7 separate regions of the Homo sapiens genome follow, and regions 2, 3, 4, 5, 6 and 7 are each linked to region 1. The links are chromatin contacts, found by Hi-C or POLR2A ChIA-PET in ENCODE. All regions are on one chromosome and are shown on one strand. Each heading gives the region's core, a stretch centred on a gene start or an enhancer-like site at or near the end of the contact. The rest is flanking DNA. Distances are from core to core; before and after follow the strand shown.

Region 1 (3,275 bases), core at 599-3,098:
CTCCAGCCTGAGTGACAGAGAGAGAGACTGTTAAAAAAAAAAAATCCAAGTGTCAGAAGCCTCAAAGATCGAAACTAGACAAACTCATGAAGATGAGAAAGAATCAACAAAAAACAGCTGAAAGGCCAGAGTGCCTCTTCTCTTCCAAATGATCAAAATGTCTCTTCAGCAAGGTGCAGAACTGGACAGAAGATGAGATGCATGAATTGATAGAAGTAGGCTTCAGAAGATGGTTAATAACAAACTCTGCTGAGCTAAAGAAACATGTTCAAACCCAATTTGAAGAAGCTAAGAACCTCGATAAAAGGTTAGAGGAACTGTTAACTAGAATAACCAGTTTGGAGAGGAACATAAGAGGATGAGATGCATGAATTCACAGAAGTAGGCTTCAGAAGACGGTTAATAACAAACTCTGCTGAGCTAAAGAAACATGTTTGAACCCAATTTGAAGAAGCTAAGAACCTTGATAAAAGGTTAGAGGAACTGCTAACTAGAATAACCAGTTTGGAGAGGAACATAAGAGGATGAGATGCATGAATTCACAGAAGTAGGCCTCAGAAGATGGTTAATAACAAACTCTGCTGAGCTAAAGAAACATGTTCGAACCCAATTTGAAGAAGCTAAGAACCTTGATAAAAGGTTAGAGGAACTGCTAACTAGAATAAACAGTTTGGAGAGGAACATAAATGACCTGATGGAGCTGAAATGTTTGGCATGAGGCCCAGTCACTAGGGCCCTTTGCGACTGGGCTCAAGGAACACAAAAACGTTATCTTGTTTTTCAATAACTAACATATAGGAATAGATTGAAACAGAGATTTCTCTGAAATGACACTACATGAATGCCTCAATGAATGCCTCAAGGGGGTCACACAACCGGTTCTGAGACTTGGTGACCATTGTTTGTGTCTGTGTTCAATTTATTTCAAAATTAATATTTAACTTTTCCTCCACAAATTCCCCTGTCTTGATGAATGGGCTCTGTCTAGGCAAAAGGCCTGTCTTTATGAATCAGCTCTGTCTAGACAAAAGGCAAGGTAAAACCCTTGGGCTGTTACACAACCTCCGCCTCCTGGGTTCAAGCGATTCTCTTGCCTCAGCCTCCGGAGTAGCTGGGACTACAAGTGCACACCAGCACACCCAGATAATTTTTTGTATTTTTAGTAGAAATGGGGTTTCACCATGTTGGCCAGGCTGGTCTTGAACTCCTGACTCAAGTTATCCGCCCACCTTGGCCTCCCAAAGTGCTGGAATTAGAGGCGTGAGCCACTGCGCCTGGTTCTAAATGATTTCTATTTCCTGTAACAATTTGAAATTACTTAAAGGTTGTTTCAAATTGAAAAAAAGAATGTAGATAAAATATAAAAAGTTAAAAAAATTACAAGTGATTATGAAATATATGTGTAAATCTCGAGAGGTCAAAAGTGACAAATCTGATTTATATATAAGGTTTTATTAAAATTAGCTTTAGTATTGATAATACACTATTACCAAAGTAAAAGTTGATTTTCTAACAAAAATTTTATGTATTATTAATATGACAGCAAAATACTTCTGTTCACCTTTTGAATACATGCAAAAAGAGAGAGAGTAAAAAAGAGATAGAATTTTCCCTTGCTCTAGGGTGGGCCTGGCTCAGCTCAGGGAGGAAGCCCTGCCTGAAAAGGCTGCAGCTTAGGCTGTTACTCTTTCATCACTCAGCCCAGCATCTGATCACATCCTCTGTCACTCAGGGACTGAGTGGGCGGGGCCTTAAGCATTATCCAATCAGAGACGCTGGGCTGGAAACCGTCCAATCAGGCAGGCAGCTGGAGCAAAGAGGACGGCTTCCGGGTTTGGCGCGGCCTTTGTCTCTCGCTGCATCTGGAGCTCTAGGTCGCCTCTTCGCTACTCTGTGTCCTCTGCTCCTAGAGGCCCACCCTCTGTGGCCCTGTGTCCTGTAGGTATTGGGAGATCCACAGCCAAGATGCCGGGACCCCTTAGAAGCCTAGAAATGGTGAGAGTGCCCATTGGACATCCTGAGAGAGGGGAGGGACTGGTTGATGGGAAGTGGCTGTGGAGGGACTCAGGCCTCCCCGTAGTCAGCTCCACAATCTGCGTCCGGACTTCTCCTTACCCAGCTCGGCCTCAGTCCCCTTCAGCCATAAGATGGTGGCTGCGCTGACAGCCGGTCCCGGGGCGTCCTGTCTCTTCCCTGCGCAGTGACCGTGCCCTGGCCTGGCGCCCTCTCTGTGCAGCAGCTCTCCACCCGCAGCTTCGGGTCTCTCCCAGATGGTGCGGGAACCACGAGAAGGTCATCAGGGGAGAATCTTGACTCGGGGTGCGGGTTCACGATTCGGAAGAGCTTTGGTCCGTGGGGTTCACAGTTTCTCTTTTCTTTTGTTAAAAATTTATGGGGCCGGGCGCGGTGGTTGACGTCTGTAATCCCAGCATTTTGGGAGGCGAAGGCTGGCGGATCACTTGAGGTAAAGGGTTGCTAGGACAACTAAATTCCTCTTCAAAGACTCAACTTCCTGATCAGAAGTTGTAAAAGTTGTAAAACAACCCTACCCCTTTTTCTCCCTTTTCCTTTTCTCGCAAATCGCTCGTTTATCCTATTTGGAAAAAGTTTGGGTCTAAGCCAACCGGGATCAGCTTAGATTGTGCGGTCTGACCCCAGCCAATAGGGGAAGGACACAAAAACAAAAACTACGTTGGGGTTAAAAACCCATTCCTGGTCGGGCGCGGTGGCTCACGCCTGTAATCCCAGCATTTTGAGAGACCTAGGCGGGAGGATCTTGTGGTCAGGAGTTCTAGACCATCCTGGCCAACACCGTGAACCCCGTCTCTACTAAAAATACAAAAATTAGCCAGGTGTGGTGGCAGGCACCTGTAATCCCAGCTACTTGGGAGGCTGAGGCACGAGAATTGGTTGAACCCAGGAGGCGGAGGTTGCAGTGAGCTGAGACCGCGCCATCGTACTTAAGTGTGCGTGACAGAGCAAGACTCCTTCACACACACAAAAGAAGGGCCAGGCGCAGTGGCTCACGCCTGTAATCCCAGCACTTTGGGAGGCCAAGGCAGGCGGATCACCTGAGTTCGGGAGTTCGAGACCGGCCTGACTAACATGGAGAAACCCTGTCTCTATTAAAAATACAAAATTAGCTGGGCTTGGTGGCGCATGCCTGTAATCCCAGCTACTCGGGAGGCTGAGGCAGGAGAGTTGCTTGAACCCGGGAGGAGGAGGTTGCGGTGAGCCGAGATCGTGCCATTGCACTCCAGCCTGGGCAACAACAG
Region 2 (3,296 bases), core at 47-2,546, 970 kb after region 1:
TACAATAGCTAACTAATACATGCACCCCGTGCAGATAGGACACCAGGATTCTATGACAGGTTGATTACTAGTTACCTTCTAACAGTGGGCACCCTATAGGTACTGATTTTTTCCCCTGATTTAAAGTTGGGTGACTTGTAAGAGAATGTTGAGTAATGCAGAAATACACGTAGACATGTATGCATGTGATTGGTGCTTATACCCACACAGTCCCACACACCACAGGAGAAAACAGATAACTACGGCCTGACCATTAGGGCCAAGGCCAATAGCAAAATAAGTTTTGCCTTTAATCTGTTTTCTCCATATCTAAACATTTGAGGTCAAGAGTGTGGACAGATCTGAAGACACAGAGTTTTATTATCCTGTGGCCCCAACATTCTTTCTTCACTGTCTGATCTCTGGAAGAAAATGGGCAACAGGTGGCTATCAGTGGTCTCCTTGTGGTTATTTTGTTCTTGCTGCCCTCTGCTCTTTCTATGGCCACTATCTGTTCCACCCTCAGAACTGAAGGGAGATGTTGGTAGGGAGAGGCTTTTCCTTCACCTCTGGCAGAAAAGGTTTGCTGGGGCCCTTCACCTCCCGACATCAGAGCTGCACTTCAATGTGGAAGCTTTGGTCATGTGTGGCTCCTGAGTGCCTGGAATGTTCCTGGTCTGAACTGCGATGTGCTAGAAAGGTAAAATACAGAGTTAGTTTCAAAGATTTAGTTTCAAATATTTATATACTTTATTAATAATCACATATTTCTCACACATTAAAATGAAAATTTTTTGATATATTGGGTTAATTAAATTGTTACAATCAATTCAACCTGTTACTTTTTTTTTTTAAGTTTGGTTACTAGAAAATTTAAAATTTACATATGGCTCACATTTTATTTCAGAAAATTACCTCCGTTCTAAAATTTCAGACGGCCTGCTGAAAGACCAGAAGCCGGGAAGGTCATAAAATCCGAAATTTTAAAATAATTGTTATTATATTCTTTTCATTTGTGAATAGGCATACAGTATGTTATTTATAAATGCATGTGACTTTACACACAAGGTTAAATACAAATTCCCTCTGGGGTGGGCCTGGCTAAGCTCTGGGAGGAAGCCCTGCCTGAAAAGACGGCAGCCTAAGCTGTCACTCTTTCTTCACTCAGCCCAGCATCTGTTCGCATCTTCTGTCACTCAGGGCCTGAGAAGGTGGGGTTTTAAACGTTATCCAATCAGCGACGCTAGGCTGGGAACCGTCCAATCAGGCACGCAGCTGGAGCGGACAGGACGGCTTCCGGGATGTGGCGGGGCCTTTGTCTCTCGCCGCAGCCTGAGCTCCAGGTCTCCCCTTCGCTGCTCTGTGTCCTCTGCTCCTAGAGGCCCAACATCTGTGGCCCTGTGACCTGCAGGTATTGGGAGACCCACAGCTAAGACACCGGGACCCCCTGAAAGCCTAGAAATGGTGAGAGTGCCGGGTCGGACATCCCGAGAGAGGGGAAGGGCTGGTTGTAACCGGTGGGAAGTGGCTGTGGCGGGACTCAGGCCTCCCCGCAGTCAGCTCCACAGTCTGCGCCCCGAGTTCTCCTTGCCCAGCTCGGCCTCAGTCCCCTCCAGCCATAAGATGGCGGCTGTGCTGACAGTCGGGACCCCAGGCGTCCTGTCTCTTCACTGCACAGTGACTGTGCCCTGGCCTGGAGCCCTCTCTGGGCAGCTCTGCACCCGCAGCACCGCGTCTTTCCCAGATTGTGCAGGGACCACGGGAGGGTCTTCAGGGGACAGTTCTGACTCGGGGTGCGGGTTCATGAATGGGAAGAGCTTTGTTCCGTGGAGTTCCCAGTTCCTCTTGTCTTCTGTTAAAAATATATGGGAGTCACTATAAAAACATTAAATAATTTAATCAAAGAGTGATTCAAAAATTGTGGAGCACCCAGCTGTGGTTTGTAATTTGTGCTTCATGGGCGGGACTTGAAGAAAAGACTTTTATAAAAAGCATGATGAAGAAAACCAAATTCAGTAATTGGTTAGGTAGAGTTACATAGTTTCTTAATTTGTACAATAAAGGTGAAAATTTCCTGATTATGTAATCAGAGGTTAATTGGCAGTTTATAGTTGGTTAGGGCTGAGTTTTGTTTCTCTCAATGTAGTAATTTACTGAAAAATGTACGTCAGTTAGATTTTTTTAAAGTAGGAACCCAGGGACTAAAGACACCTCCGTCTAATTGCCTGCCTTTTAATTATTTTCACAGTCCATGGGGAGCTGATTTTCCGCTGCATTTTTCACCTGTGTCCCAAGCAGGGTCTTAAGTCTAACCCCCATTCCTCATTTCTCCAGCCTCCCTCTGGCTTGCAGTAAGATACTAAATTTCCAGTTCCTTCTGGTGTTTCCAAATGCCAGCTTTTCCTCCCTAATTCACGTTATCGCCTATTTGTCTTTTAGTGTACTTTTCTATACCGTATTTTAATTATTTTTTGACAAAGCATTAAATGACGCTTTTCAAAAAGTTTTTTAAAAGATTTTTTAAAAAAAATATCTGTAAATATTTCCCATGAGAAGAAAGCAAAGAATAATCCCCTGATACTGTATTGTTAAAACTCTCTGTGCCTTTTCTCCTTGTATCTTCTCTAGGCACAGAGATCTTGTCAGAATGTTTTTCGGTCAAGGTTTTCCTTTGGAAACTTTATGGGGTGATGTGTCCTCAGCCACCTTTTAGTTTTTTTCTGGTCGTGGGTTTCAGTGCTGTCTGGGGATGAACTAAGATATCCACCGTGGTTATGTCAGCTAAAGTGCCTAGTGAATATCAGCTTCTGGTTTATTTTCTTCCATAGGACGACTTGAAATATGGAGTGTATCCTCTCAAGGAAGCAAGTGGATGCCCTGGGGCTGAGAGGAATCTTCTAGTTTACTCTTATTTTGAAAAGGTAACCTCTTGAGACATTAAAATTGTCTACGCCCAACCCAGCTTTCATTTCTTGGGGACACATTGCTGGTCAGCCAGTCCGATGCTGGCACTGATGGGAAAACACAGAAATAATGTATGCCCCCTGGATTGTCTTAGGGGGCAGAAAGATAATGAAATAAATATAGTGGAAGAAAAATAGTGTTAAAAAGTGAAAAATTTGTGACAGATAAAATAGTATCCCAAAAGACCAGAAAAAAACAAAAACAAAAACAAAAAAACCTGACTCTAGTGAGATGGTGTAAGAACTTGCAAAGTAAAATGCACCTGGAGCAGTCACCGAGAAATACTGCAGTGTCTCCTGTATGGGTGGTTCATGAGCACATAAGTGAGCAGGAGTGGGTGGAAGAATCTCCCA
Region 3 (3,086 bases), core at 463-2,962, 760 kb after region 1:
TGCTTTCCTAGTCAATGAGCAGCTCATGATACATGTCTGAAGGAGCTCAGCTGAGAACAGAAGAATGGCCCCACTGAGCCCAGCCTAAATGGCTGAGCATTTCAATTATGAGCAAATCAGTTTTGGATGGTTCATTATGCTGCCATAGTTAACTAATATGTGCACCCAGTGCAGATAGAATGCCAAGATTTAATAACAGGTTGATTACTAGTTACCTTCTAACATTGGGCACCATAAAAGTACTGATATTTTTCCCGATTTAAAGTTAGATGTCTTGTAAGATAATGTTGAGAAATGCAGAAATATGGCCAGGGGTGGTGGCTTATGCCTATAATCCCAGCACTTTAGGAGGCCAAGGCGGTTGGATCACCTAAGGTCAGGAGTTCAAGACCAGCCTGACCAACATGGAGAAATCCCGTCTCTACTAAAAGTACAAAAAATTAGCCGGGCGTGGTAGTGCATGCCTGTAATCCCAGCTACTCGGGAGGCTGAGGTAGGAGAATTGCTTGAACCCAGGAGGCAGAGGTTGCAGTGAGCCAAGACCACACCATTGCGCTTTAGCCTGGGCAACAAGAGTGAAACTCCATCTCAAAAAAAAGAAATGCCGAAATACATGTGGACATGTATGCATGTGATTGTGCTTATATTCACTCAGTTTCCCACACCACAGAAGAAAACAGGTAACCACAGCCTGAACATTAGAGTCGAGGTCAAATAGCAAAATAAGTTTGCCTTTAATCTATTTTCTTCCTATGTAAACATTAAAGGTCAAGACTGTGAACAGATCTGAAGACATAGTTTTTTTTCTCCTGTGGCCCATCATCCTTTGCTCACTGTCTGATCTCTGAAAGAAAGATGGGCAACAGGTGGTAAGCAGTGGTTTACCTGTGATTTATTCCTGCTGCCATCAGCTTTTTCTATAGCCACTATTTGTTTCACCCTCGGAACTGAAAAGAGACGTTGATAAATAGAGGCTGTCCCCTCACCTGTGGCAGAAAAGGGGTGTTCAGGCCCTCCACCCCCACTGACATCACAGCTGTACTTCAATGTGGCAGCTATTGGCCATGTGTGGCTCCTGGGTGCCTGGAATGTGGCTGGTCTGAACTGCGATGTGCTAGAAAGGTAAAATACAGAATTAGTTTCAAAGATTTTGTTTCAAATGTATTTATATTTCATTAATAATTACATATTGCTCACATATTAAAATGAAAATATTTTGAATATATTGGGTTAAATAAATTGCTACAATCAATTCCACTTGTTTCTTCTTTCTTTTTAAAGTTTGGCTACTAGAAAATTTAAAATTCACCTGTGACTCACATTTTATTTCAGAGGATTGCCTGTTCAAAGGACCAGAATACAGGAAGGTCATAAAATCTAAAATTTTAGAACAATTGTTGTTATACTTTGTTCATTTGTGAATAGCCATATAATATATTATTTTTGAATGCATATAAATTGATACACAAGGTAAGGGCAAATACTCTCTGGTGTGAGCCTGGCTCAGCTCAGGAAGGAAGCCCTGTCTGAAAAGGCTGCAGCCTAGGCTGTCACTCGCTCTTCTTTCAGCCCAGCATCTGATCACATCTTCTGTCACTCAGGGCCTGAAAAGAAGGTGCCTTAAATATCATCCAATCAGAGACGCTGGGCTGGGAACCGTCCAATCAGGAACGCAGCTGGTGCGGATAGGGCGGCTTCCGGGATGTGGCGGGGCCTTTGTCTCTCGCTGCAGCCTGAGCTCTAGGTCTTGTTTTCCCTGCTTTGTGTTTTCTGCTCGTGGACGCCCAGCCTCTGTGGCCCTGTGGCCTGCAGGTATTGGGAGATCCACAGCTAAGACGCCGGGACCCCCTGGAAGCCTAGAAATGGTGAGAGTGCCAGGTCCGCCATCCCGAGGGGGAAAGGGGTTGGTTGAAACCGGTGGGAAGCGGCTGTGGCGGGACTCAGGCCTCCCTGTAGTCAGCTCCACAATCTGCGCTCCAGTTCTTTTTGCCCAGCTCGGCCCCAGTTCCTCCAGCCATAAGATGGCGGCTGCGCTGACAGCCGGCCCGGGCGTCCTGTCTCTTCCCTGCGCAGTGACTGTGCCCTGGACTGGAGCCCTCTCTGGGCAGCTCTGCATTCGCAGCACCGCGTCTCTCCCAGATTGAGCAGGGACCACGGGAGGGTTGTCAGGGGAGAATCCTGACTCGGGGTGCGGGTTCATGAAAGAGCTTTGGGCTGTGGGGTTCCCAGTTCCTCTTTTTTTCTGTTAAAAATGTATGGGGGGACGGGCGTGGTGGCTCACGCCTGTAATTTCAGCACTTTGGGAAGCCGAGGCGGGCGGATCATCTGAGGTCAGGAGTTCAAGACCATCCTGGCCAACATGGTGAAACCCCGTCTCAATTTTTAAAAATACAAAAATTAGCCGGGCGTCGTGGCGCGCGCCTGCAATCCCAGCTACTCAGGAGTTTGAGGCAGGAGAATCGCTTGAACCCGGGAGGCGGAGGTTGCAGTGAGCCTACATCGCGCCACTGCACTCCAGCCTGGGCAATAAGAGTGAAACTCCGTCTCAAAAAAAAAAAAAAAAGATGTATAGGAGTCACCGCAAAAATATTAAAGAACTTAAAAAGTGGTTCAAGTATTGTAGAGCACTCAGCTATGGTTTGTAGTTTGTGGTCCATGGGAGGAGCTTGAATAAAAGACTTTTATAAGGTGCATGATAAAAAAATCAAATTAGTAATTGGTTAGGTACAGTTATATAGTCTCTTAATTTGTACGATCGTGTTGGCAATTTTCTGGTTATGTGATCAGAATTTAATTGGCAGTTTATAGTTGGTTAAGCCTGAATTTTGTTTTCCCCGATGTGGTAATTTACTAAAAAATGAAATTTTAGTTAGATTTTTTTAAAAAGGAGGACCCCAGGGACTAGAGCCACCTCAGTCTAATTGCCTGCCACTGAATCATTTTCACAGTCCACAGGGGACTTCTTTTCCCCTGCATTTTTCACATATGTCTCAAGCAGGGTCTCAAGTCTACTTCTTACTCCCTGTTCTTCCAGATTAACTCTGATTTACAGTAAAATACTAAATTTCCAGTGTCATTGACATTCC
Region 4 (3,329 bases), core at 84-2,583, 650 kb before region 1:
GACGCGTAGGCGGCTGAGCCGCAGTAGGTGGTGCTCAGGTCTGGGTAGCCATGGGCCTGGCGGCCGAAGCCGAAGTCGGTGAGCTTGACGCGGCGCTCGTCCGGGCTCAGCAGCACGTTTTCGCACTTGAGGTCGCGGTGCACCAGGTGATGATCGTGCAGGTAGCGCACGGCGCCGGCGATCTGCGCAAAGAGGTCGCGCGCCTGAACTCCGGGGATGCGCCCGTTGCGCTGCACGGCTTGCAGCAGGTCGGTGGCGGCCGCTTCCATCACGATGTACAGTTTCCCGTTGCACACCTCGATGAACTCGAAGACGTGCACGATGTGCGGGTGTCGCACGCCCCGCAGGATGGACAGCTCTCGCGGCAGGAACTTGTTGACGAAGTCCGGGGGCGCTCGCCGCCGGTCCACCACCTTGATGGCCACGGTACCCTTGTACTTCTTGGATGTGGCCACCTTCACCTTGGAGTAGCTGCCCTCTCCAATTGTGCGGCCCAGCTTATAACCGAGTTCGCTCAGAAGTTTGTCTCCCGACATGGTGGCGCCTAGGGCGCACGGGGGGCAGGAGGCGGCTGCTGTCGGGGGGCGGCCGGACTCCAATCTCGGGTCTAAGCCATGGCGCTTGGCACCTACACCCCCGCACCCCCATGTGCCCACTGCCAGACATTGGCCGCTGTTGTGCCTTTTATTGCCCCGTAACAATTTTTGCCTTGTGAAGTGACTGCGGGCGTCACTCCGCCTTAGGGTGGGGGTCCGGGACCCCGCCCCGGGGCCACCCTAGCCTCCCTGCTTTGTGACTCATAATCATCCTGAATGGTCAGTTTCCGATGAGAGGCCACTAGCAAGGGATACCCATCACCACCAGGGAGCAGAATCCGTTCCAGGGATTGGGGTGAGTCCGACTTCGAGCAGCAGCTGCCCCCCAACATCATGTACCCAGCCCGTGACTACGTGGAGCCCTGGGCTTCGCGTAGAGTCCCTAGACGGGGCGAAAACGGGAAAAGGGGCCTTAACTGGGGCACCTGGCTCCTTTGAGAGCTCGGAGTTTCTGACTGGCCTGCGCAACACCCCAGAGGCAAGGTGAACGCGAGGGCCTATAATGCAAGAACCAAGGCGAGTCACGCCCTGTCTGGGCAAAAGAGGAGTAAAGACCCCTCAGCTGCAGCCCGGCAGCGCATTCCTACCCAGGGTCCGCCGCCAGAGCTTTCCCGCGCGGTCGGATAGTTACACTACTGTCCGGGACTTCCTAGCCGTGCCGCGGACCATCTCAAGTGCTTCCGCCACACTCATCATGGCGGTGGCAGTAAGTCACTTCCGCCCGGGACCGGAAGTGTGGGATACTGCGAGTATGGCGGCGTCAAAGGTGAAGCAGGACATGCCTCCGCCGGGGGGCTATGGGCCCATCGACTACAAACGGAACTTGCCGCGTCGAGGACTGTCGGGTCAGTATCACTCTGCGCCGGGGTCTCAGAGTCTGGGCACTCGGGGCTCGGGGGCGGGGTTCCGGGGACACAGGCGGGCCTCAGTTTTCCCGGCGGTGTGACCGGAGGCGGAGCCCGGGGATCCATCATAGCTTCTGTAATAACGCTAAGTGCTGCAGTTTGTTGAGGTCTTTCCCAGCTCCTCTTCCTTCTCGTAACAGCCCAGGAAATCGGTCCCTCTAGTTATTTACGTTTTACAGTGGGTTAAACTGAGTCATAGCCTGTGCTCTGGCCCTCAGCCACCCTTGGATTTCTAAGATGGGGAAACTGAGGCCCAAAGAAGGCCGCGGCTCCCCAAGGCAAAGCTGAGGCCGCAACCCGGAACCTGGAGGGAATTTACAAGATGTTCTATGCAGTGGTTCCCTGCTGGCAGCCCCCGCCTGCATGGTGTCACAGGAATCCATATTCTTTAAATTTTCAATTTTTTTTTTTTGAGACGGAGTTTTGCTCTTGTTGCCCAGGCTGGAGTGCAATGGCGCCATCTCGGCTCACCGCAACCTCCGCCTCCTGGGTTCAAGCGATTCTCTTGCCTCAGCCTCCTGAGTAGCTGGGATTACAGGCATGTGCCACAACGCCTGGCTAACTTTGTGTTTTTAGTAGAGACGGGGTTTCTCCATGTTGGTCAGGGTGGTCTCGAACTCCCAACCTCGGATGATCCGCCCACCTCGGCCTCCCAAAGTGCTGGGATTACAGGCGTGAGCCACCATGCCCGGCGTAAAGTTTTCAAATGTTTAAGTAACACGTTAAATTTTGTTATCGGGCTCAGCACAGAAAATTGAAAAAGAGAACTTAAAAGGCGCCCATACTCAGTCCCCAGGTTAACAGACAAATAGAAACTTTTAAACGTAATCTAAGAGTGAATACATACATTTCTTTTTTTTTTTTTAAGACGGTATGGTTCTGTTGCCTGGGCTGGAGTGATTTCTTGGCAACCTCCGCCTCCTGGGCTCAAGCCATCCTCCCACCCCAGCCTCCTGAGAAGCTGGGATTACAAGCATGCGCCCAGCTTTCTGTATTTTCTATAGAGATGGGATCTCGCCATCTTGCCCAGGCTGGTCTCGAAGTCCTGGGCTCAAGTGATCCACCCACCTCGGCTTCCCAAAGTGATGGGACTATCGGCATGAGCTACCGTGCTCGGCAGAATGCATGTCTCTTAACAAATCAAACTTTACATTTAAATTACATGTTATGCACATTATTCCTCAATTTTAACACACACACAAAAATGAGCATGGTAATTAAAAACGTAATAATTCAGACAGTAGAAAAATCAGTGTGAGGTGAAAAGTCCTCCCCAGCCCCTTCTTGGTTTTTTTATTTTTTATTTCTACTTTTTGTAGAGACAGGGTGCAGCTATGTTGACCAGGCTGGTCTCAAACTCCTGGGCTCAAGTGATCCTCCAGCCTCAGCCTCCCAAAGTGCTGGAATTACAGGCATGAGCCACCGCGGCCAACCTCCTCTTGTTTTTCTTGTATCCCAGAACTGAGATTGGCAGACTTTTTCTATAAAAGGGACAGATGACAAGTATTTTGGGTTTGGCTGGCCAGAAAGTTTCAGTTACTGAGACAACCATTTACAAATGGAAAGTGTTCTTAGCCTGGGGGCTCTACAAAAACAGATTGCCTGTGAGCCAGGTGGCTCATGCCTGTAATCCCCACACTTTGGGAGGCTGAAGCGGGAGGATGGCTTGAGCCCAGGAGTTTGTGACCAGCCTGGGCAACATAGTGAGACCCCCACCTCTACCAAAAATTAAAAAAAAAAAAAAGAGGCTTCAGGCTAGATCTGGCCCATGAGTGCTGTCCCAGAACACATTGGAGGAATATAATGCATTCTATTTCCTCATTTTTCT
Region 5 (3,000 bases), core at 393-2,892, 910 kb after region 1:
GGACTCCTGACCTCTTGATCCACCCACCTCGGACTCCCAAAGTGCTGGGATTGCAGGCGTGAGCCACCGTGCCTGGGCGATTCTATTTTATTCGTTGATCTTTTGTGGTGCTTTTACAATTTTACATCTACATATTATAAATCCAGTAACAAAGAGTCATAATTGTTGCTTTTAATAGTGATAGGTTGCTTTAAAACTGAAGGGTACAATTTAGTCAGATACTTTGGTGCTATGCAAATACAATGCTTATTTTTTAAGTGTTATTTACAATTTTTACACTCCTCAGTTAACCTTGGATACAATAATAACTGGTGGTTTTGTGATGGTTTCTTTAGCATTTTATCTATGTTGATTAGTATTTGGAATTCTGTAAAAAAAAATTTCCCTATCCTTTTTTCTTTTTTATTTATTTAAAGTTTTTTGTGTATCAGTGTAAATGCATGGGTATTTATTTATTTGACTTGATTTATTTTATAGGTCAGTGCTCTAATTATTCATTTGGATGCTAACATTGTTCCAGGATGGACCATTGGGAGTTCTTTCAGGCTGGCTCCCTTTGACATGTTCCCATCATTTTTTAAAATTAAAAAAAAAGAAAGAAAAAACATTTTGAGGCTGGGTGCGGTGGCTCACGCCTGTAATCCCAACACTTTGGGAGGCCAAAGCGGGCAGATCACCTGAGGTCAGGAGTTCAGGACCAGCCTGGCCAACATGGTGAAACCCCGTGTCTACTAAAAATACAAAAAATTAGCCGAGCATGGTGGCGCGCGCCTGTGATCTCATCCAGCAGTGCTTTACTTGTAATTATTTTATTCCTGCTGCCGTCTCCTCTTTCTTTGGCCACTATCTGTTCCACCCCCGGAACGGAAGAGAGATGTTGGTAGGGAGAGGCTCTTCCTTCACCTCTGGCAGAAAAGGTTTGCTTGGGCCCTTCACACCGCTGACATCAGAGCTGCACTTCAATGTGGCAGTTATTGGCCATGTGTGGCGCCTGGTCTGAAGTGCGATGCTAGAAAGGTAAAATACAGAGTTAGTTTCAAAGATTTAGTTCCAAATATTTATATACTTTATTAATAATTACATATTTCTCACACATTAAAATGAAAATTTTTTTGATATATTGGGTTAATTAAATTGTTACAATCAATTCAACCTGTTCTTGTTTCTTTTTCAAGTTTGGCTACTAGAAAACTTAAAATTCACATATGGCTCACATTTTATTTCAGAGGATTACCTCCTTTCTAAAATCTCAGCCTGCCTGCTCAAAGACCAGAAAGAAGCCAGGAAGGTCATAAAATCTGAAATTTTAAAATAATTGTTATTATAAAATTATATTTTTTCCTTTGTGAAGAGCCATATATTATTTATAAATGCATATGACTTTACACACAAGTTTAAAGGCAAATTCCCTCTGGGGTGGGCCTGGCTCAGCTCTGGGAGGAAGCCCTGCCTGAGAAGGCTGCAGCCTAGGCTGTCACCCTTTCTTCACTCAGCCCAGCAACTGATCACATCTTCTGTCACTCAGGGCACGAGAAGGTGGGGTTTTAAAAGTTATCCAATCAGCGACGCTGGGTTGGGAACCGTCCAATCAGGCCTGCAGCTGGAGCGGACAGGACGGCTTCGGGGATGTGGCGGGGCCTTTGTCTCTCGCTGCAGCTGGAGCTGCAGGTCTCGCCTTCACTGCCCTGTGTCCTCTGCTCGCAGAGGCCCAGCCTCTGTGGCCCTGTGACCTGCAGGTATTGAGAGATCCACAGCTAAGACGCCAGGTACCCCGGAAGCCTAGAAATGGTGAGAGTGCCGGGTCCGACATCCCGAGAGAGGGGAAGGGGCGGGTTGTAAGCGGTGGGAAGTGGCTGTGGTGGGACTTAGGCCTCCCCGCAGTCAACTCTACAATCTGCGCCCGGAGTTCTCCTTGCTCAGCTCGGCCTCAGTCCCCTTCAGCCATAAGATGGCGGCTGCGCTGACTGCGGGATCCCGGGCGTCCTGTCTTTTCCCTGCGCAGTGACTGGGCCCTGACCTGGAGTCCTCTCAGGGCAGCTCTGGACCCTCAGCGGCGCGTCTCTCCCGGATTGTGCAGGGACCACTGGAGGGTCCCAGGGGTAGAATCCTGACTCGGGGTGCGGGTTTATGAATGGGTCCGTGGGGTTCCAGTTCCTCTTCTGTTGAAAATGTATGGGAGTCACCGTTAAAACACTAAAGCATTTAATCAAAGCGTGATTCAAAAATTGTGGAGCACCCAGCTGTGGTTTGTAATTTATGGTTTATGGGCGGGGCTTGAAGTAAAGACTTTTATAAACAGCATGATGAAGAAAACCAAATTCAGTAATTGGTTAGGTTCAGATACATAGTTTCTTAATTTGTAAAATAAAGGTGAAAATTTCCTGGTTATGTAATTAGATGTTAATTGGCAGTTTATAGTTGGTTAAGGATGAATTTTGTTTCTCTCAATGTAGTAATTTACTAAAAATGCACCTCAGTTAGATTTTTTTTTTTTAAGATGGAGTTTCGCTCTTGTTGCCCAGGCTGGAGTGCAATGGGGCGATCTTGTCTCACCGTAACCTCTGCCTCCCGGGTTCAAGCGATCCAATGCTTCAGCCTCCCAGGTAGCTGGGATTACAGGCATGCGCCACCACGCCCGTCTAATTTTGTGGTTTTAGTAGAGACGGGTTTCTGCATGTTGGTCAGGCTGGTCTCGAACTCCCGACCTCAGGTGATCTGCCCTCCACGGCCTCCCCAAAGTGCTGGGATTACAGGCGTGAGCCACCGCGCCCAGCCAGATTTTTTTAAAAGTAGGAATCCAGGGACTAGAGACACCTCAGTCTAATTTCCCGCCGCTTAATTATTTTCACACTCCATGGGGAACTGATTTTCTGGTGCATTTTTCAACTGTGTCCCAAGCACTGTCTTAAATCTAACCTCCCGTCCCCCATATCTCCAGCCTCACTCTGGCTTGCAGTAAGATATTAAATTTCCAGTTCCTCCTGGCATTCCCTAATGCCA
Region 6 (3,004 bases), core at 290-2,789, 630 kb before region 1:
CTTTGGGAGGCCGAGGTGGGCAGATCACAAGGTCAGGAGTTCGAGACCAGCCTGGCCAATATGGTGAAACTCCATCTCTACTAAATATACAAAAATTAGCCAGGCATGGTGGCGTGTGCCTGTAGTCCCAGCTACTCGGGAGGCTGAGACAGGAGAATTGCTTGAACCCGTGTGGCAGAGGTTGCAGTGAGCCGAGATTGCACCATTGCACTCCAGCCTGGGTGACTGAAGACAGAGGCTGGGTCAGATGGAGGAGGGCGATTGAATAGTAGGATAGGAGCAGAAGCAGAAAGTCTGAGTGCAGAAGCTCTGGTCTGATTGGGAGGGAAACACCTCCAAGGACTGGGAGAGACTTGTCTGAGGGCGGAGGCAGAGTTCTAGGGGGCGACAAGTCTCACCAGGACCCATGTGCCAGAGAGAAAAGGCTGGGTCTGATGGGGGAGGGGAAGTGGGGGTGGGGCAGCAGGACTCTGGTCTGAGGGCAGAGGCTCAGTGTTGGAGGGGAGAGGAGAGGAGGCAGGGACAGGATGGACTCTAGGCTGAGGGCAGGCCACCCTCCCAGTTCCCAATCCCCCCGGACCCTCCTCCCTCAGGCTGGGACGCAGAGACCGGCAGCGATTCGGAGGACGGGCTGCGGCCTGACGTGCTGGTGTCTCTCGCGGCGCCCAAGCGCTGCGCTGGCCGCTTCTCCGGGCGCCACCACTTCGTGGCCGGCAGGTTCGTGCCCGATGACGTGCGCCGCAAGTTCGCTCTGCGCCTGCCGGGATACACGGGCACCGACTGCGTCGCGGCACTGTGACCGCCACCCGCGGCCACACCGCAGGGACCCTCGCCAATAAACAGCCCTCCCACCACCGCCGCCTCGCCTCCGCCTCCTTTGTGCACCGGGCCCGCTGCGGGGGTGGGCACACTCGAAGAGGGACTTCACACGGTCCCTGGGTGATCCAAGGCGGGGAGCATGAGAAGGGCGGTGGAGTGGGACTTCCCGCTGGCCTAGAAAACTTCAGCTAGGGCTGGGGGCGGTGGCTCCTGCCTGTAATCTCAGCACTTTGGGAGGCTGAGGCTGGAGGATCGCTTAAGGCCAGGAGTTTGGGACCAGCCTGGGCAACATAGCAAGATCCCGACTCTACAAATTAAAAGAAAAAGAAGAAAGAAAACTCGAGCCAGAAGAATGGAGGGTAGATTCAGGGTGGGACTCCCAGACTGTTTGGGGTGGCCTAAAGCCTATAGGATCGAAGTGAGACGCGAGACAGGACTTCCAGCCACCTAAAGCGGGTCCGAGCAGCTTGAGGCTGGATTCCAAGTGACACTTCCCTCAGGCAGCTTGGGATGCAGCTTGGAGGACTGAGTGGGCTCGGGGAGGGAGTTCCAGCAGGCCACGGGGAACCCAGGACAGCCTGAGGACGGAGGCACAGCCAGACGCACCAAGGGGGGCGACCCAGAGGGGTTGCTCGAGCGCCGTCACCCAGGGCCAGGGGGCGTGGCCTGAATGGGGCGTGGCCAGGGCGGGATCTGCGGTCGCATCCCGCCCCCACTCTCAGTCCCAGCGGCCGCCAGACCCGCCGGAGTTGGACCCGAGCACGCCGCGGAGCCCGGACCCTCCCTCGGACGCTCTGCCCCGGCCATGGCGTCGCTGCTGCCACTGCTCTGTCTCTGTGTCGTCGCTGCGCACCTGGCGGGGGCCCGAGGTGAGGCGCCTCCAGCCCCCGCGCCCAGCCCCTGAGGCTCCCGAGGGCCTGGCAGCCGGCCTTGGGTGAAGCCGCACTCGGGGAGAGAACCCAGGGACCCACGCGCTTCCCCGGGGACTGGGTCCCCTTCACCAGTCGGATCCCCGCGACCACCTGGGGCGCGGAGCGGGCCTCATCCATTCTCTTCCTTGGCTAAGCCGGGAGTGTGGATAAGAACCTAGGGTTCCTCCCGGGGTTTGGACTCTGAATCACCGGCCAGGTCTCCCACCCTGGACCGAAGGGGTCGGAACTGGCCCCTCCCACCTAACTCCCACACACGCACTCACTCCAACCGCTGGAGAAAGAAATGCCCATCCCTGGAACACTCAATGGGGCGGGGGACGGGCCCACTTCTCAAGTGAGGAGACTGAGGCACCCAGAAGGAAGGGGCTTGTCTGACCTCATCACTCTGCTGGGAGTATCTTGGACAGCTCCTATCTTGGAGAAGCCAGTCTAGATTCCAAGGACTTCCCGGCAGCTCGGACTGTAGTACAGGGATGGAAGACAGACTAAGGGAGGGGCTTCCAGCAGGCCAAGTGGATGAGGGGGAGCCCAGCCTGAGGGCAGAGGCACAGCCAGCTGAACTTGATTGATCTCGCGGCAGCTGAACATAGTGGGAGGGAGACTCTAGCCTAGGGGAACTGGGTGGTACTTGCACTTCCCCAGCCGGGGGGTTAGGGCTAGGTCAGAGAGAGGTACCTGGCTTTGGGGGCCTGGTGGTGGTCATGGGCAGCGCGCTGGAGGAGAGTGTATGGCAGCCCTTGGGGCTAGAGCTGGGTTCTGGCCTCTCAGAGCCTCAATTTTCCCTCCTGTTAAAATGGGGATCATGGGCCAAGCACGGTGGCTCACGCCTGTAATCCCAGCACTTTGGGAGGCCGAGGCGGGCGGACTACCTGAGGTCAGGAGTTTGAGACCAACCTGGCCAACATGGTGAAACCCCGTCTCTACTAAAAATATAAAAATTAGCTAGGCCTGGTGGAGCGTGCCTGTAATCCCAGCTACTCAGGAGGCTGAGGTGTGAGAATCACTTGAACCCAGGAGGCAGAGGCTGCAGTGAGCCGAGATCGTGCCACTGCACTCCAGCCTGGGTGACAGAGGGAGATTCCGTCTCAAAAAAAAAAAAAAAAAGGGGGGGGATGATCGTGGCTGCACCTTGCCTAAAAGGAGGCTCCCAGCGGTCCCCATCAGTAGCAGCGTGCTTCCTTCTCCCCACTCCTCACCCACAGACGCCACCCCCACCGAGGAGCCAATGGCGACTGCACTGGGCCTGGAAAGAC
Region 7 (2,894 bases), core at 103-2,602, 850 kb after region 1:
TACATTCTTTTCATTTTTGAATAGCCACTATATATATATAAATATAAATATATATAAAAATATATAAAAATAAAAATATAAATATATATAAAAACATAAATATATATAAATATAAATATGTATAATATATAAATATATAAAAATATATAAAAATATAAATATAAAAAATATATATAAATATAAATATATAAATATAAATATAAATATATATAAATATATACATATAAATATATAAATATAAATATATAAATATATAAATATAAATATATATAAATATATAAATATATATATATAAATATATAAATATATAAATATATATATATAAATATATAAATATTTATATATAAATATATATAAATATATAAATATATATAAATATATAAATATATATAAATATATATAAATATATAAATATATATAAGTATATAAATATAAATATATATAAATATATAAATATATATATAAATATATATAAATATATAAATATATATAATTATATAAATATAAATATATATAAATATATATAAATGTATATAAATACATAAATAAATATATAAATATATATAAATATATATATAAATAAATATATACAAATATATATAAATAAATATATATAAATATATATAAATAAATATATATAAATATATATAAATAAATATATAAATATATAAATATATAAATAAATACATATATAAATATATAAAATATATATAAATAAATATATAAAAATATATATAAATAAATATATATAAATAAATATATATATATATATATATATATATATTTTAGACAGAGTTGTGCTCTTGTTGCCCAGGCTGGAGTGCAATGGCACAATCTCGGCTCACCGCAACCTCCGCCTCCCAGGTTCAAGCGGTTCTCCTGCCTCAGCCTCCCGAGTACCTGGGATAACACACATGGGCCACCACAACCCGCTAATTTTATATTTTTTATAAAGACTGGGTTTCTCCATGTTGGTCAGGCTGGTCTCTAACTCCCGACCTCAGGTCATCTGCCCGCTTCAGCCTTCCAAAATGTTGGGATTACGGGCGTGAGCCACCGTGACCGGCCCCATATATTATTTATAAATGCATATGACCTTACACACAAGGTTAAATGCAAATAACCTCTGGGGTGGGCCTGGCTCAGCTCAGGGAGGAAGCCCTGTCAGAGAAGGATGCAGCCCAAGCTGTCACTCTTCTTTCAGCCCCGCATCTCATCACATCTTCCGTCAATCATGGCCTGAGGGGGCGGGGATTTAAATGTTATCCAATCAGAGACGCTAGGCAGGGAACCGTCCAATCAGGCACGCAGGTGAAGCGGACAGGGCGGCTTCCGGGTTTGGCGGGGCCTTTGTCCCTCGCTGTGGCCTGAGCTCCAGGTCTCGTCTTCAGCGCTCTGTGTCCTCTGCTCCTAGAGGTCCAGGCTCTGTGGCCCTGTGACCCGCAGGTATTGGGAGATCTACAGCTAAGACGCCAGGAACCCCTGGAAGCCTAGAAATGGTGAGAGTGCCGGGTCCGACATCCCCAGAGAGGGGAGGGGCTGGTTGTAATGGGTGGGAAGTGGCTGTGGCGGGACTCAGGCCTCCCGGCAGTCAGCTGCACAATCTGCGCCCCGAGTTCTTGCCCAGCTGGGCCTCAGTCCCCATCAGCCTTAAGATGGCGGCTGCGCTGACAGGCGGGCCCCAGCACGTCCCGTCTCTTCCTTGCGCAGTGACTGTGCCCTGGCCTGGAGCCCTCTCTGGGCAGCTCTGCATCCGCAGCGCCGCGTCTCTCCCAGACTGTGCAGGGACCACGGGAGGATCGTCACGGGAGAATCGTCACGGGAGAATCCTGACTTGGGGTGCGAGTTCATGAATGGGAAGAACTTTGGTCCTGGGTTCCTAGTTCCTCTTTTCTCCTATTAAAAATGTACAGACCGGGAGGGGTGGCTCACGTCTGTAATCCCAGTACTTTGGGAGGCCGAGGCGGGCGCATCACTAAGTCAGGAGAGTTCAAGACCAGCCTGGCCAGCATAGTGAAACCCCGTCTTTACTAAAAATACAAAAATTTGCCGGGCATGGTGGTACACGCCTGTAGTCCCAGCTACTTGGGAGACTGAGGCAGGAGAATCACTTGAACCTGGGAGGTGGAGATTGCAGTGAGCCGAGATAGCGCCACTGCACTACAGCCTGTGTAACAGAGCAAGACTCCGTCTCGGAAAAAAAAAATGTACAGAAGTCACCACAAAAATATTAAAGAAATTAATCAAAGAGTGATTAAAAAACTGTTGAGCACCCAGCTGTGGTTTGTAATTTGTTGTTCATGGCGGGGCTTGAAGGAAAGACTTTTATAAGGTGCATGATGAAGAAAGCCAAATTCAGTAATTGGTTAGGTACCGTTATGTAGTTTCTTAGTTTGTACAATAAAGGTGAAAATTTTCTGGTTGTGTAATCAGACCTTAATTGGCAGTATACAGTTGATTAAGCCTGAATTTTGTGTCTTTCAATGTAGTAATTTTCAAAACGATGCGCCTGAGTTAGATTTTTTTTTTTTTTTTTTTTTTTTTTTTTTGAGATGGAGTCTCGCTCTTGTCGCCCAGGCTGGAGTGCAGTGGCACAATCTCGGCTCACTACAACTTCTGCCGCTGCCTGTGTTCAAGCTTCTCCTGCCTCAGCCTTTTGAGTAGCTGGAATTACAAGCGCCTGCCACCCTGCCCAGCTAATTTTTGTACTTTTAGTAGAGACGGGGTTTCACCATGTTGGCCTGGCTGGCCTCGAACTCTTGACCTCAGGTGATCCGCCTGCCTTGGCCTCCCAAAATGCTGGGATTACAGGCGTGAGCTATCACGCCCAGCCACGTTAGATCTTTTTAAAAGTAGGAACCCAGGGTCTAGAGACACCTCAGTCTAATTGCCTG

Evidence for each region. A loop is a pair of places that touch in the nucleus more often than their neighbours do. ChIA-PET counts read pairs that join two places held with the same protein, here RNA polymerase II (POLR2A). Pooled maps may share reads with other maps.
Region 2: a map of ascending aorta shows a loop between it and region 1 (6-fold over the local background). The contact joins the promoter of ZNF431 here to the promoter of ZNF486 in region 1. A Hi-C loop is called at or near these places in 2 of 168 maps with a recorded cell type or tissue (ascending aorta and naive thymus-derived CD4-positive, alpha-beta T cell) and 9 of 50 pooled maps. POLR2A ChIA-PET finds 5 or more read pairs at or near these places in 3 of 52 experiments (CD4-positive, alpha-beta T cell, activated CD4-positive, alpha-beta memory T cell and activated T-cell).
Region 3: a loop to region 1 is called in a map of CD8-positive, alpha-beta T cell, with 9 times the contacts of the local background. The contact joins the promoter of ZNF85 here to the promoter of ZNF486 in region 1. A Hi-C loop is called at or near these places in 2 of 168 maps with a recorded cell type or tissue (CD8-positive, alpha-beta T cell and naive thymus-derived CD4-positive, alpha-beta T cell), 4 of 37 single-sample maps with no recorded cell type and 9 of 50 pooled maps. POLR2A ChIA-PET finds 5 or more read pairs at or near these places in 6 of 52 experiments (AG04450, CD4-positive, alpha-beta T cell, WTC11 and 3 more).
Region 4: a pooled map shows a loop between it and region 1 (7-fold over the local background). The contact joins the promoter of NDUFA13 here to the promoter of ZNF486 in region 1. A Hi-C loop is called at or near these places in 5 of 50 pooled maps.
Region 5: a loop to region 1 is called in a pooled map, with 6 times the contacts of the local background. The contact joins the promoter of ZNF714 here to the promoter of ZNF486 in region 1. A Hi-C loop is called at or near these places in 1 of 37 single-sample maps with no recorded cell type and 4 of 50 pooled maps. POLR2A ChIA-PET finds 5 or more read pairs at or near these places in 1 of 52 experiments (activated naive CD8-positive, alpha-beta T cell).
Region 6: a loop to region 1 is called in a map of CD8-positive, alpha-beta T cell, with 11 times the contacts of the local background. The contact joins the promoter of CILP2 here to the promoter of ZNF486 in region 1. A Hi-C loop is called at or near these places in 1 of 168 maps with a recorded cell type or tissue (CD8-positive, alpha-beta T cell), 1 of 37 single-sample maps with no recorded cell type and 6 of 50 pooled maps. POLR2A ChIA-PET finds 5 or more read pairs at or near these places in 1 of 52 experiments (OCI-LY7).
Region 7: a map of naive thymus-derived CD4-positive, alpha-beta T cell shows a loop between it and region 1 (9-fold over the local background). The contact joins the promoter of ZNF430 here to the promoter of ZNF486 in region 1. A Hi-C loop is called at or near these places in 1 of 168 maps with a recorded cell type or tissue (naive thymus-derived CD4-positive, alpha-beta T cell), 1 of 37 single-sample maps with no recorded cell type and 13 of 50 pooled maps. POLR2A ChIA-PET finds 5 or more read pairs at or near these places in 3 of 52 experiments (CD4-positive, alpha-beta T cell, activated CD4-positive, alpha-beta T cell and activated naive CD4-positive, alpha-beta T cell).

Annotation. Positions count from the first base shown.
Region 1 is chr19:20,165,366-20,168,640 of GRCh38, forward strand. It overlaps ZNF486 (zinc finger protein 486), which reads left to right and starts at 1,849. Exons shown (of 4, transcript NM_052852.4): 1 at 1,849-1,995. The coding sequence starts at 1,966. The region is part of intron 5 of LOC105372310 (a long non-coding RNA gene); the gene reads right to left. RefSeq lists an enhancer at 2,431-3,275.
Region 2 is chr19:21,140,744-21,144,039 of GRCh38, forward strand. It overlaps ZNF431 (zinc finger protein 431), which reads left to right and starts at 1,297. Exons shown (of 5, transcript NM_133473.4): 1 at 1,297-1,443; 2 at 2,808-2,900. The coding sequence starts at 1,441. RefSeq lists enhancers at 1,323-1,802, 2,584-3,296.
Region 3 is chr19:20,921,539-20,924,624 of GRCh38, forward strand. It overlaps ZNF85 (zinc finger protein 85), which reads left to right and starts at 1,713. Exons shown (of 4, transcript NM_003429.5): 1 at 1,713-1,865. The coding sequence starts at 1,863.
Region 4 is chr19:19,514,892-19,518,220 of GRCh38, forward strand. It overlaps NDUFA13 (NADH:ubiquinone oxidoreductase subunit A13), which reads left to right and starts at 1,334. Exons shown (of 5, transcript NM_015965.7): 1 at 1,334-1,441. The coding sequence starts at 1,348. It overlaps TSSK6 (testis specific serine kinase 6), which reads right to left and starts at 657. Exons shown (of 1, transcript NM_032037.4): 1 at 1-657. The coding sequence starts at 536. RefSeq lists a silencer at 903-1,022 and an enhancer at 1,233-1,512.
Region 5 is chr19:21,080,561-21,083,560 of GRCh38, forward strand. ZNF714 (zinc finger protein 714) reads left to right here and starts at 1,643. Exons shown (of 5, transcript NM_182515.4): 1 at 1,643-1,788. RefSeq lists an enhancer at 1,982-2,131.
Region 6 is chr19:19,536,726-19,539,729 of GRCh38, forward strand. It overlaps CILP2 (cartilage intermediate layer protein 2), which reads left to right and starts at 1,540. Exons shown (of 8, transcript NM_153221.2): 1 at 1,540-1,688; 2 at 2,954-3,004. The coding sequence starts at 1,625. YJEFN3 (YjeF N-terminal domain containing 3) reads left to right here. Exons shown (of 7, transcript NM_198537.4): 7 at 594-856. The coding sequence ends at 799. RefSeq lists a silencer at 1,416-1,785 and an enhancer at 2,878-3,004.
Region 7 is chr19:21,019,305-21,022,198 of GRCh38, forward strand. ZNF430 (zinc finger protein 430) reads left to right here and starts at 1,353. Exons shown (of 5, transcript NM_025189.4): 1 at 1,353-1,499. The coding sequence starts at 1,497. RefSeq lists enhancers at 1,043-1,636, 1,637-2,228.